2 separate regions of the Homo sapiens genome follow, and region 2 is linked to region 1. Evidence: read pairs that join two places in POLR2A ChIA-PET (ENCODE). Cell type or tissue: PC-9. All regions are shown on one strand. Region 1 overlaps SPTBN1 (spectrin beta, non-erythrocytic 1). Region 2 overlaps SPTBN1 (spectrin beta, non-erythrocytic 1).

Evidence for each region. Peaks named below come from ENCODE experiments on the same cell type or tissue, not always from the same donor. Only the 100,000 strongest peaks of a DNase experiment are listed, where the experiment ranks them.
Region 2: POLR2A ChIA-PET joins it to region 1 with 5 read pairs; 9 of 35 experiments call an interaction of 5 or more read pairs at or near these places.

What each region holds. Positions count from the first base shown.
Region 1 is chr2:54,548,094-54,553,093 of GRCh38, forward strand. The region is part of intron 2 of SPTBN1 (spectrin beta, non-erythrocytic 1); the gene reads left to right. The region is part of intron 1 of SPTBN1-AS1 (SPTBN1 antisense RNA 1); the gene reads right to left. Among named protein-coding and RNA genes, the nearest start is that of SPTBN1-AS1, 8.1 kb to the right of the region's middle. In PC-9, no CTCF peak of the experiment used is centred here; DNase peaks (open chromatin) are centred at 2,238 and 3,418; H3K27ac peaks cover 2,599 bases.
Region 2 is chr2:54,484,073-54,489,072 of GRCh38, forward strand. All of the region lies in intron 1 of SPTBN1 (spectrin beta, non-erythrocytic 1), which reads left to right. It also overlaps the pseudogene C9orf85P1. Among named protein-coding and RNA genes, the nearest start is that of SPTBN1, 30 kb to the left of the region's middle. RefSeq lists an enhancer at 326-836. In PC-9, no CTCF peak of the experiment used is centred here; no DNase peak of the experiment used is centred here.

The DNA of each region.
Region 1 (5,000 bases):
GATCATGCCACTGCACTCCAGCCAGGGCAACAGAGCGAGGCTCCATCTCAGAATAAATAAAATAATTCTGGTTGTGATGAATAAATCCATTTGTCAGGTATTTTTTTAAGTGCCTCCTGAGTAGGCTATTCCTCAGGACACCATAAGAATAATAAAGGAAAGATCAATGTATAAAACTGAGAAAAAGGATTTTTAAACAACAAAGTTTGCTGAGGCCAACTTTGTGTATGGTTCTACACTGGGCTGGAAAGATGACATGGAAGCTGTGCTTGTACCGCATCCTGGGCTGTCATTCTCTCTGAGCTGGTGCAAGTTGGACATCAGAGAACATAAACAGATATCACTCATCTAGCACTCAGGACAGGCCTTTTGGCTCCACCTTTGTGGTGGATGCTGGAAGGCAGTGGGGAAAGGACATTAAGGTGAGTTTTCCCTGATTCCAAGCCCTGGGCCCACTTCATTGACTGGCATGAGAAATGCACGCTACTTCCTTTGTGCTTAGCTTCCTCTTCCTTCAGGTTTGCTCTAGAAATGGCAGCAGGAATTCAGAAGGCCTGCTTTCTAATCTCCAGCATGCCGGTAGCTTGCTTTGTAACTCTGGGCACACGGCTCTGTGCCTCATTTCTCATTTTTCTTACTATAAATGAGATGGGTTGGCTTAGATAGAGGAATTTTTAAAAGGAACTTCTGACACCTGTTAGGACTTTCAGCTATCATCTTCTGACTGTGAAAGATTAAGGTATGCATGAGGGGGTGTTACCTAGGCTGGCATAGGCTCTCTGAGTCACCATATGGTGCCACCTCCCTCACAGAGTCCTTGTTTTCATCAGTGTTCAGCTTTCAAAAATGGCTAAATCATTTTTAACTGTTCCTTAAAGATACTGGGCTGGGGGTATAGGGTGAAGGTTCTGTAAGACTTGCATTTGGCTGGGCACGGTGGCTCACGCCTGTAATCCCAGCACTTTGGGAGGCCAAGAAGGGTAGATCACTTGAGGTCAGAAGCCTGGCCAATGTGGTGAAACCCCATCTGTACTAAAAGTACCAAAATTAGCTGGTGTGGTGGTGCGCGCCTGTAATCCCAGCTACTCGGAAAGCTGAGGCAAGAGAATCGCTTGAACCCTGGAAGCAGAGGTTGCAGTGAGCCGAGATTGTGCCATTGCACTCCAGCCTGGGCAATAAGAGTGAAACTCTGTCTCAAAAAAAAAAAAAAAAAAAAGACTTGTATCTGTCCTAAAACAGTTTATAATATTTTCCAAGAGCATTATGTCCTCCATGCTGCAGCATATGACAGGATTTCCTTGCTTTTAAGTAAGATTCTGTTGTATGTATATACCAATTTTCAGAGATTTTCTATTTCGGATCCTTTGGTTTTAGGGAAAACATTGGAAAAGCCAAGTGAATGGCTCATGGTCACATAGCCAGTCAGTGTTAAAAGCTGAGAATGGAGTGTGCCCTTCACTTCTCTTGAGTCTGTGTCTGGTGTACTTTCCATTATTTTAATTAAGCAGATAAGACTGGTACACAAGAAGAGATAAGCAATGCTCTCATAGAGTGTATGATATGTGCTGGACGACGGAGGCTGACAGTGCTGGTGTAGAGTTTCTAAGAAGGAGCCATCATCCCAGCTGGGTAATCTGGGAAGCCTTCCTAGAGAAGGGAAGGCTTTGAGCTGGGCTTGAAGGATGAATGGACTTGGGACTAAAAGGTGAGGGGAGGGCCAAGAGCAGAGGCATGGAAAGCCCAAGACAGGTGGGGCACTGATCAGTTTGGGTGTAGCAGAGGGGACAGTTAGGAGGAAGAGATGGGGACAGACATTTATTGAGGATCTGTCTTGTGTTGGGCACAGTATCTGGTCTTTGCCCATGCCATCTCAGTAGCCTGAGCATGGGAATGCCATCCTGGTCATGCACTTGTTTGAGGACATCACTTTCTCCCTACCCCTTGGGACTTATCTTCCTTACAGTAAAAGTCAGGTGTACTTTGATCCTGCCAGAAATTACCTGGTTTAAAATGGGGAGATAAAGCAAAGAGGGAAGGGTGTTTTATGGTGTCTGTAAAGAAGGTCTCAGAGGTAGCTATAGTATTTATTTTACAGTAATCTGGAGCCTGCCTCCTACTTACGAGGCAGCTGGCAGGCCTTGGCGCTCCTGAGTGACTGGGCTGTCCATGAATTATTCAGGGGCTGTGCCCAGCGAGTGGCTGCCTAGCAAAGTCCTATGGCAGGGAGGCTGTGCTATCTCAGTGAGAGATCAGCAGAAGCTCAGGTGCTGAGGAGGAAGAAATGACTGCACCCTTAAAATATTTCACATTTTAACACACCAGGGCTGCACATGTTGTTCCATATCTCTGCAACTGGGTAATCGGTACCTGTTTTTCAAAGAGCAAGAAACACACCCCACACCCCCAACTATATTACCTACACTCTCATGTTAGAATGGCACATGTCAGCAGGGATTTGGTTAGAAGCAACATTAAAATTGCATAGATAAGACCGAATAGGAACAGAGAGTGTTTGTGTGGAAGAAATCCTGCTCTGATATTTTCTCAGCCAAGTAGAGAAATGTAGTTGTTGCTTAATTTAGAATGGTACTTACTGTAACTATCAATAGCTGTTACTGTCACTAACCTGTCATTTGTTACATATTACACCCTTGTGTTTGTGTATGCATGTGTCCTAGTGTGTCTGATTTCCTCAGCTAGGTTGAAAGTCCCTGCAGAGAAGAAATCAGTTCTCACCATGTCATGGGTCCCTCCAATAGCCTATGCCCATGGATGGGGCTGAGAACGTGTCAGATGAGTTGACTTGGGCTCTCTGTAGGGGAGGAGTATGTCTTGACGATGAGATTTGCATGTCCCTCACCTTTCTCTTTTCTCCTACCCTCTCCAAGTGCCTGCCCTACCTGCCCTTTTCACATTTTCTTTTCACAGCTCCTGGAAAAGGTAATATGGGTGTGAATATACTTGAGGGCAGGACCCAGAGGCCTATTTTCACAAAGAATAGATTTGTATTTATTCCTTACCCATTTCTTTCTCATGAGCTCTGCTACCCAGGGAACAGTATCTTCTCACTGCCCCATATCACTCTTGTAAAACTCTGGCCTGGATGGCTCTGAACACCTGTGTGTGTCAGCTGTTCCCCTCCATGTTGGAGGTGAAAAGCAGAACCAAGAACTCTGGGCAAGAGCAGGCCTGGCCTCAACTGCATTCCTCAGATGTTCTTTTCCTTTTAACCACTCTACCTGCAACAGAGGAGCCCAGCCCTGGCTCTGGCTGCTGTTACATTCACAGGCATAGCACCACCTGTTTGGCAAAGCCAGGGCCTCTGGACCGGGGCATTCTTTTGTCTGTGCAGGGAAGCTTTGCATGTGTAGATAACAGACACGGTAAGAATGCAGGGATAAGGTTTGGCTGGGGTAGAAGATTCAATAAACTACATTCATTCCCCAGGACCTTGGGTGCTTGTTTCCAGTGTAACTTGCCGTTTTTCTCCTCAGCAGTGATCTCAGGTGTTTTGTATTCAGGTCTGATATGACCAGTTAGGCAAGAAACAGGAAAAGGATATAAATGGAAACCAGCTTTGCCCTGTTATTTCAGATTCGGCTGTATACTTAGATGGTTTTATGGGTGTGGGGGGAATGGGGGGAAGGTGTAAAGAGAGGGAGAAAGAACCATCCATATCTTTCATGGAACAGAGATAATAATTCCTATGGATAGAAAAATATCTTTTGTCCTCTCTTTTTTTTTCTTGTTATTTTGAGTCCTGAACTATCAAATCTGACAGCCCCACCTCAAATAAACATTGGCTTTTCTAAAATATAGGACTTCTGTAACTTGTTTCATAGTAAGTATTGTGTTCTGGTTATCTCTGAGGTGTCACTGCTATAAAATGTGATTCTGAGTATGCCTTTCCCAGTGCATAATGGGCTGAGTTAAAGAGAAGGGAAGGGAGGGGTATCAGTACATCCCAGAGGGAGGACTGGTCCTGCCACTGAGAAATGCCCTTTGCCAAAAATCCAGAGGAGTGGTCACCCTTGTTCCCAGCCTAAGTTCTGTGATTCCACATGAAACGCAACATCGTGCAGCTGATAGCTTCCTTGGTGAAGTAAGAGATGGCCAAAAGTGGGATAGAATTAATTTTTGAAATTTCTCCTATGAGGAGATAAAGCCTAGCAATTATAGCCACGAGGACTGTACTATAATAGTATCTTTGTAGACATGTATCTCACTTAATTTATAAATTAATTGAGATAATTTATAAATTATCTCAACCTCTGTGAGGTTGGTCCCATTATTATGCCAACTTTTTAGGCACAGAGAACCAAGGTTAAAAATTGGCAGAGCCAGCTTCTTAGGTCCCAGGTCTGCTTTTTTCTTTTTTTTTTTGAGATGGAGTCTCGCTGTCACCCAGGCTGGAGTGCAGTGGCGCGATCTCAGCTCACTGCAACCTCAACCTCCCAGATTCAAGCGATTCTCCTGCCTCAGCCTCCTGAGTAGCTGGGATTACAGGCGCCCACCACCACACCTGGCTCATTTTTGTATTTTCAATAGAGACTGGGTTTCACCATGTTGGTCAGGCTGGTCTCCACCTCCTGACCTCGTGATCCACCTGCCTTGGCCTCCCAAAGTGCTGGGATTACAGGCGTGAGCCACCACACCTGGCCCCAGGTCTGCTTTTAACCACTTTTTCTCCTGTAGCTTCACATGTCCAAGCCCTGATTCAAATGCTTACATGGGCGGTACTCTGTAAGTTGAGAAGTGGTCTCACCCATGGTTTTCTAAGAGTAGTGTGAGTCGTGAGGGGAGGGGAAGTGCTCCTGACTGCTTCTAGCTGCCCAGGCCATGGGCCTTGAGTGGGAGGTGCCACTGGGGAGAAAGGAGATGTTCTAAAGAGGTGGCAGGCAGGTAGCAATGGCATAGAAATACCAGTGTCAAATGTGCTATGCCAGTAGGGCTTTTGAAAATTGTTCTTTTGGGGGGAAAAGGAGGCTTCATATAATTTC
Region 2 (5,000 bases), 64 kb before region 1:
TGCCTTGGGAGGCTGAGGTTGGAGGATTACTTGAGCTCAGGAGGCAGAGGTTGCAGTGAGCTGTGATTGCACCACTGCACTCCATCCTGGGGGACAGAGTGAGACCCTGTCTCAACAACAAAACAAAACCAAATATGTCTGTTGGCAAGTGATAACTGCACGGTATTAACTGCCTTTCTCTGAGAAATAAATTATCGGGGCCCTCCTAGGACTTTTATATGCTTGGGAATTGTGTTTATTTTCCTCTCATTCACTTCAGTCCTGCTCTTGACTGCCAGAAGAGGCCTGCTCTCCTTCCTTTCCCATTGTCAGTAAATTTTAGACTTTTTGTTAGTACTCATCTGCTATTTTTAATTACATTTCACACTTTTATTTTGCCATTTTCTATATTCTCTTTCCTCAAGCTCAGAGAGCAAGGTAGGAAATGTTAACTTCTCCTAAGAACAGGAATATGGGAAGCTGGAAAGCCGAAAAAGAATGCTAAGAGGAATAATAGGAAAGCCAGCGTTGATGACAAGTGTCTTCTGTAGTTGCCATCCTGGTAACTCTTCAGGGTGCCACTATTCCTCTATGCTTATGGATGTTTGAGGCCTTTTATAGGATAGAATTTCAAAGGACAAGTAGAGAAGTGTTAACTCCTGGGAGTAGTTCGTTGGTTTTCCCTTCATCCTTTTGCCTGTACCCGGCGTGGGGTGGTTGTGTCGGAGACAAGCTCCCAGAAAGGCGCAATGTGGCTCATTCCAGGCCTCAAGCACCAGAATACGTTTAGCTTCAAAAATGACAAGTTTGATAAGAGTGTTCAGACCAAGAAAATTAATGCAAAACTTCCTGATATAGTATGTCAGCGCTATAAAGAAGTTCTTGAGTGTCGTGTAAAATACAAAAAATACAAACCATTATCAAACCTAAAAAATGTGTTAAATGTTTATGAAAGACAGTGAAGGATTCTTATCACACAGTGTGTAGACCATGCGCCTATGAACTTGAAGTTTGCACAGAATGTGGAAAGAAAGAAGACATTGTTATTCCGTTCAGTAAGGAACCAGAAAAAATAAAATATTGAAAACAATCGCCTCTCCCTCTCCCTCTCCCTCTCCCTCCGTCTCCCTCTCCGTCTCCCTCTCGGTCTCCCTCTCCCTCTCTTTCCATGGTCTCCCTCTGATGCCAAGCCGAAGCTGGACTGTACTGCTCCCATCTCGGCTCACTGCAACCTCCCTGCCTGATTCTCCTGCCTCAGCCTGCCGAGTGCCTGCAATTGCAGGCACGCGCCGCCACGCCTGACTGGTTTTCGTATTTTTTTGGTGGAGACAGGGTTTCACTGTGTTGGCCGGGCTGGTCTCCAGCTCCTAACCGTGAGTGATCTGCCAGCCTCGGCCTCCCAAGGTGCCGGGATTGCAGACGGAGTCTCGTTCACTCAGTGCTCAATGGTGCCCAGGCTGGAGTGCAGTGGCGTGATCTCGGCTGGCTACAACCTCCACCTCCCAGCCGCCTGCCTTGGCCTCCCAAAGTGCCGAGATTGCAGCCTCTGCCCGGCCGCCACCCCATCTGGGAAGCGAGGAGCGTCTCTGCCTGGTCGCCCATCGTCTGGGATGTGAGGAGCCCCTCTGCCTGGCTGCCCAGTCTGGAAAGTGAGGAGCGTCTCTGCCCGGCCGCCATCCCATCTAGGAAGTGAGGAGCGCCTCTTCCCGGCCGCCATCACATCTAGGAAGTGAGGAGCGTCTCTGCCCGGCCGCCCGTCGTCTGAGATGTGGGGAGCGCCTCTGCCCCGCCGCCCTGTCTGGGATGTGAGGAGCGCCTCTGCCCGGCCGCGACCCGTCTGGGAGGTGAGGAGCGTCTCTGCCCGGCCGCCCCGTCTGAGAAGTGAGGAGACCCTCTGCCTGGCAACCACCCCGTCTGAGAAGTGAGGAGCCTCTCCGCCCGGCAGCCGCCCCGTCCCGGAGGTGAGGGGCGCCTCTGCCCGGCCGCCCCTACTGGGAAGTGAGGAGCCCCTCTGCCCGGCCAGCCACCCTGTCCGGGAGGGAGGTGGGGGGGTCAGCCCCACGCCCGGCCAGCCGCCCCGTCTGGGAGGTGAGGGGCGCCTCTGCCCGGCCGCCCCTGCTGGGAAGTGAGGAGCCCCTCTGCCCGGCCACCACCCTGTCTGGGAGGTGTACCCAACAGCTCATTGAGAACGGGCCAGGATGACAATGGCGGTTTTGTGGAATAGAAAGGGGGGAAAGGTGGGGAAAAGACTGAGAAATCGGATGGTTGCCGTGTCTGTGTAGAAAGAAGTAGACATGGGAGACTTTTCATTTTGTTCTGTACTAAGAAAAATTCTTCTGCCTTGGGATCCTGTTGATCTGTGACCTTACCCCCAACCCTGTGCTCTCTGAACCATGTGCTGTGTCCACTCAGGGGTCAATGGATTAAGGGCGGTGCAAGATGTGCTTTGTTAAACAGATGCTTGAAGGCAGCATGCTCGTTAAGAGTCATCACCACTCCCTAATCTCAAGTACCCAGGGACACAAATACTGTGGAAGGCAGCAGGGTCCTCTGCCTAGGAAAACCAGAGACCTTTTTTCACTTGTTTATCTGCTGACCTTCCCTCCACTATTGTCCTATGACCCTGCCAAATCCCCCTCTGCGAGAAACACCCAAGAATGATCAATTAAAAAAAAATAATAAATTAAAAAAAAAAAAAGAAAATCTAAGTTCTAACCATAGAAGAAGCTGCAGAAGAAATGAAGAAAGGGATGATAATTTAGATTTTGATGTTGATTTAGAAGACACAGGAGGAGGCCAGGTGTGGTGGCAAGAGCCTTGCCGGGGTCTTCTGATGCTTGTATTGAAAAAACTGCTTTTGCTTTGTAACAAGCAAACATAAGTGTTGGTACTTTTGCTCTGAGTCATTTACGTGAGATCATTTATCAAACGGCGCTGAGGACCAGTTTTTGAGGCTAGCAATATAATAATGTCATCTTATTTTTATATGAGCTAGTTCTTACATAACCATCAATTCTGAATCTGGTTTACTTTGGTATTAGGTAATATACACAGTTTATATTGTTCATGTATAAAATTTGTTTTTCTATAGCTTTTTCTGATTTCCTCATTAGGATTTCTTTTTTTTTTTTTTTTTTTTGCTGCTTTTTAACTTTTTCAAAAATCAGCACAATTTTTCCCTTTGAAATTAAATAGATTACTTGGTTTCCAACATTTAATTTTGTCTATTATCAGAAAAAGTTTTCACGTAATGAAATTAAGCAATATAATATTAATGGAAAACATTATTCTCAGGACTAATTACTGCGCACCTTTGATGTGTACTTGTTTGCATTTACTATATGCATGACATACTACTACTGTACAATGAATCGCAGTGCAGAGTAATGATGATTCAATAAATGTAGATCTATTTTGCATATTTGCACAACTTAAGAAATACCAACATCATTTTCTCTGAGAAGCCTTCCCTGATTTTCAGCCTAGGTACAATTCCTCAGACATGTGTTCACAAAGCTGCATACTTTTCCTTCACAATATTATCTAATGTCACATTTCTTCATTAATAATTATTAATGTCAGTCTACCCACTAAACTAGAGTACCATTGCTTTTCTAGTGTTACAATAAATGAATAAATGAATCAGTGAAGTCATGTATCATTAGGATGTCGCAGTATCTTTTATGAAATACTCAAAGTCAAAAGTTGGTCAGAATTTCACATTCTTAAATTGGCTTTTAATATAGTGATATTAATTCACTTGATGGTCTCCTCCTGTGTCTTTTTTTTTTTTTTTGAGACGGAGTCTTGCTCTGTCACCCAGGCTGGAGTGCAGTGGCACGATCTCAGCTCACTGCAAGCTCCGCCTCCCAGGTTCACGCCATTCTCCTGCCTCAGCCTCCCAAGTAGCTGGGACTATAGGCGCCTGCCACCACACCCGGCTAATTTTTTGTATTTTTGGTAGAGACGGGGTTTCACTGTGTTGGCCAGGATGGTCTTGATCTCTTGACCTCATGATCCGCCCACCTCAGCCTCCCAAAGTGCTGGGATTACAGGCGTGAGTCACTGCGCCCGGCCCATCATATCCTTTATGAATAAGAATTTCTAGTCACTAGGTCCAGGAGTCTGTATTTTGAAATTCCTAGGTGATTTTGGTGACCATCCAAGTTTGAGACCCACTGGCCTTACCGTCATGCCTCAATTTTCAAATGAGGAAACTGAGGACTAGGGCGGGAAAGTGATTTCCTTGCAATTAAAGGCAGCCAGTGGTAAGACGAGACCAAGGACCTTTCGGAGGTCCCTTGCACCCCTGAGAGTCAGTGACTCTCTGTTTTCACCTTGGACTGCCGTGATGTCTGACTCATACTGTAGTCTTCTTCCTAAAATCCTCTTCTTTTTATTTTTTATTTTTGGCAGTGTGTTGAATTCTCCTCTAGTTTCATTCAGTGAGTGCTATTTCTTGCTTCATTATAAAAGGTGGTGTGTCACAGGTCCTGTGTGATCACACAGGCTAAGTGTAAGCTTTGAGAATGATCTCTTGGACCCTTTTTCTCAGATTTCAGTGTTGTGCATTATTATCTCATCGTGGTGGCTTCTTTGTGATTTAGTTTCCCCTCCTCCCTTCACCATAAAAAAAGTCTTATCTCCTGATGTATTTTTGGCTGCAGAATAACTCCAGATGGTACATTTTGTGTAGGGAAAAAAAATAACAGAATTTTTCACACTCTTCTGTGAATTATTTTTTGACTTTCAATTATAATGAAGTTATTAATCTTACAAAGGCTCGCTTTGTAAAGAGACTAATCTGAATAAACTTGCTTGTATACAATAAGTGCCATGGCAAAAATTAAGAGTACAGTTATTATCAGAGACTAAAATAACAATTTAATTTTCTAGAAATAGAAAATTAAGAAAAATAACTTTTAATGCTGGGATTTGACATTAAGAAATGAATGACAAAAATGGGACCAAATAAAATGCTGTAATTGGCCAGACATGGTAGCTCATGCCTGTAATCCCAG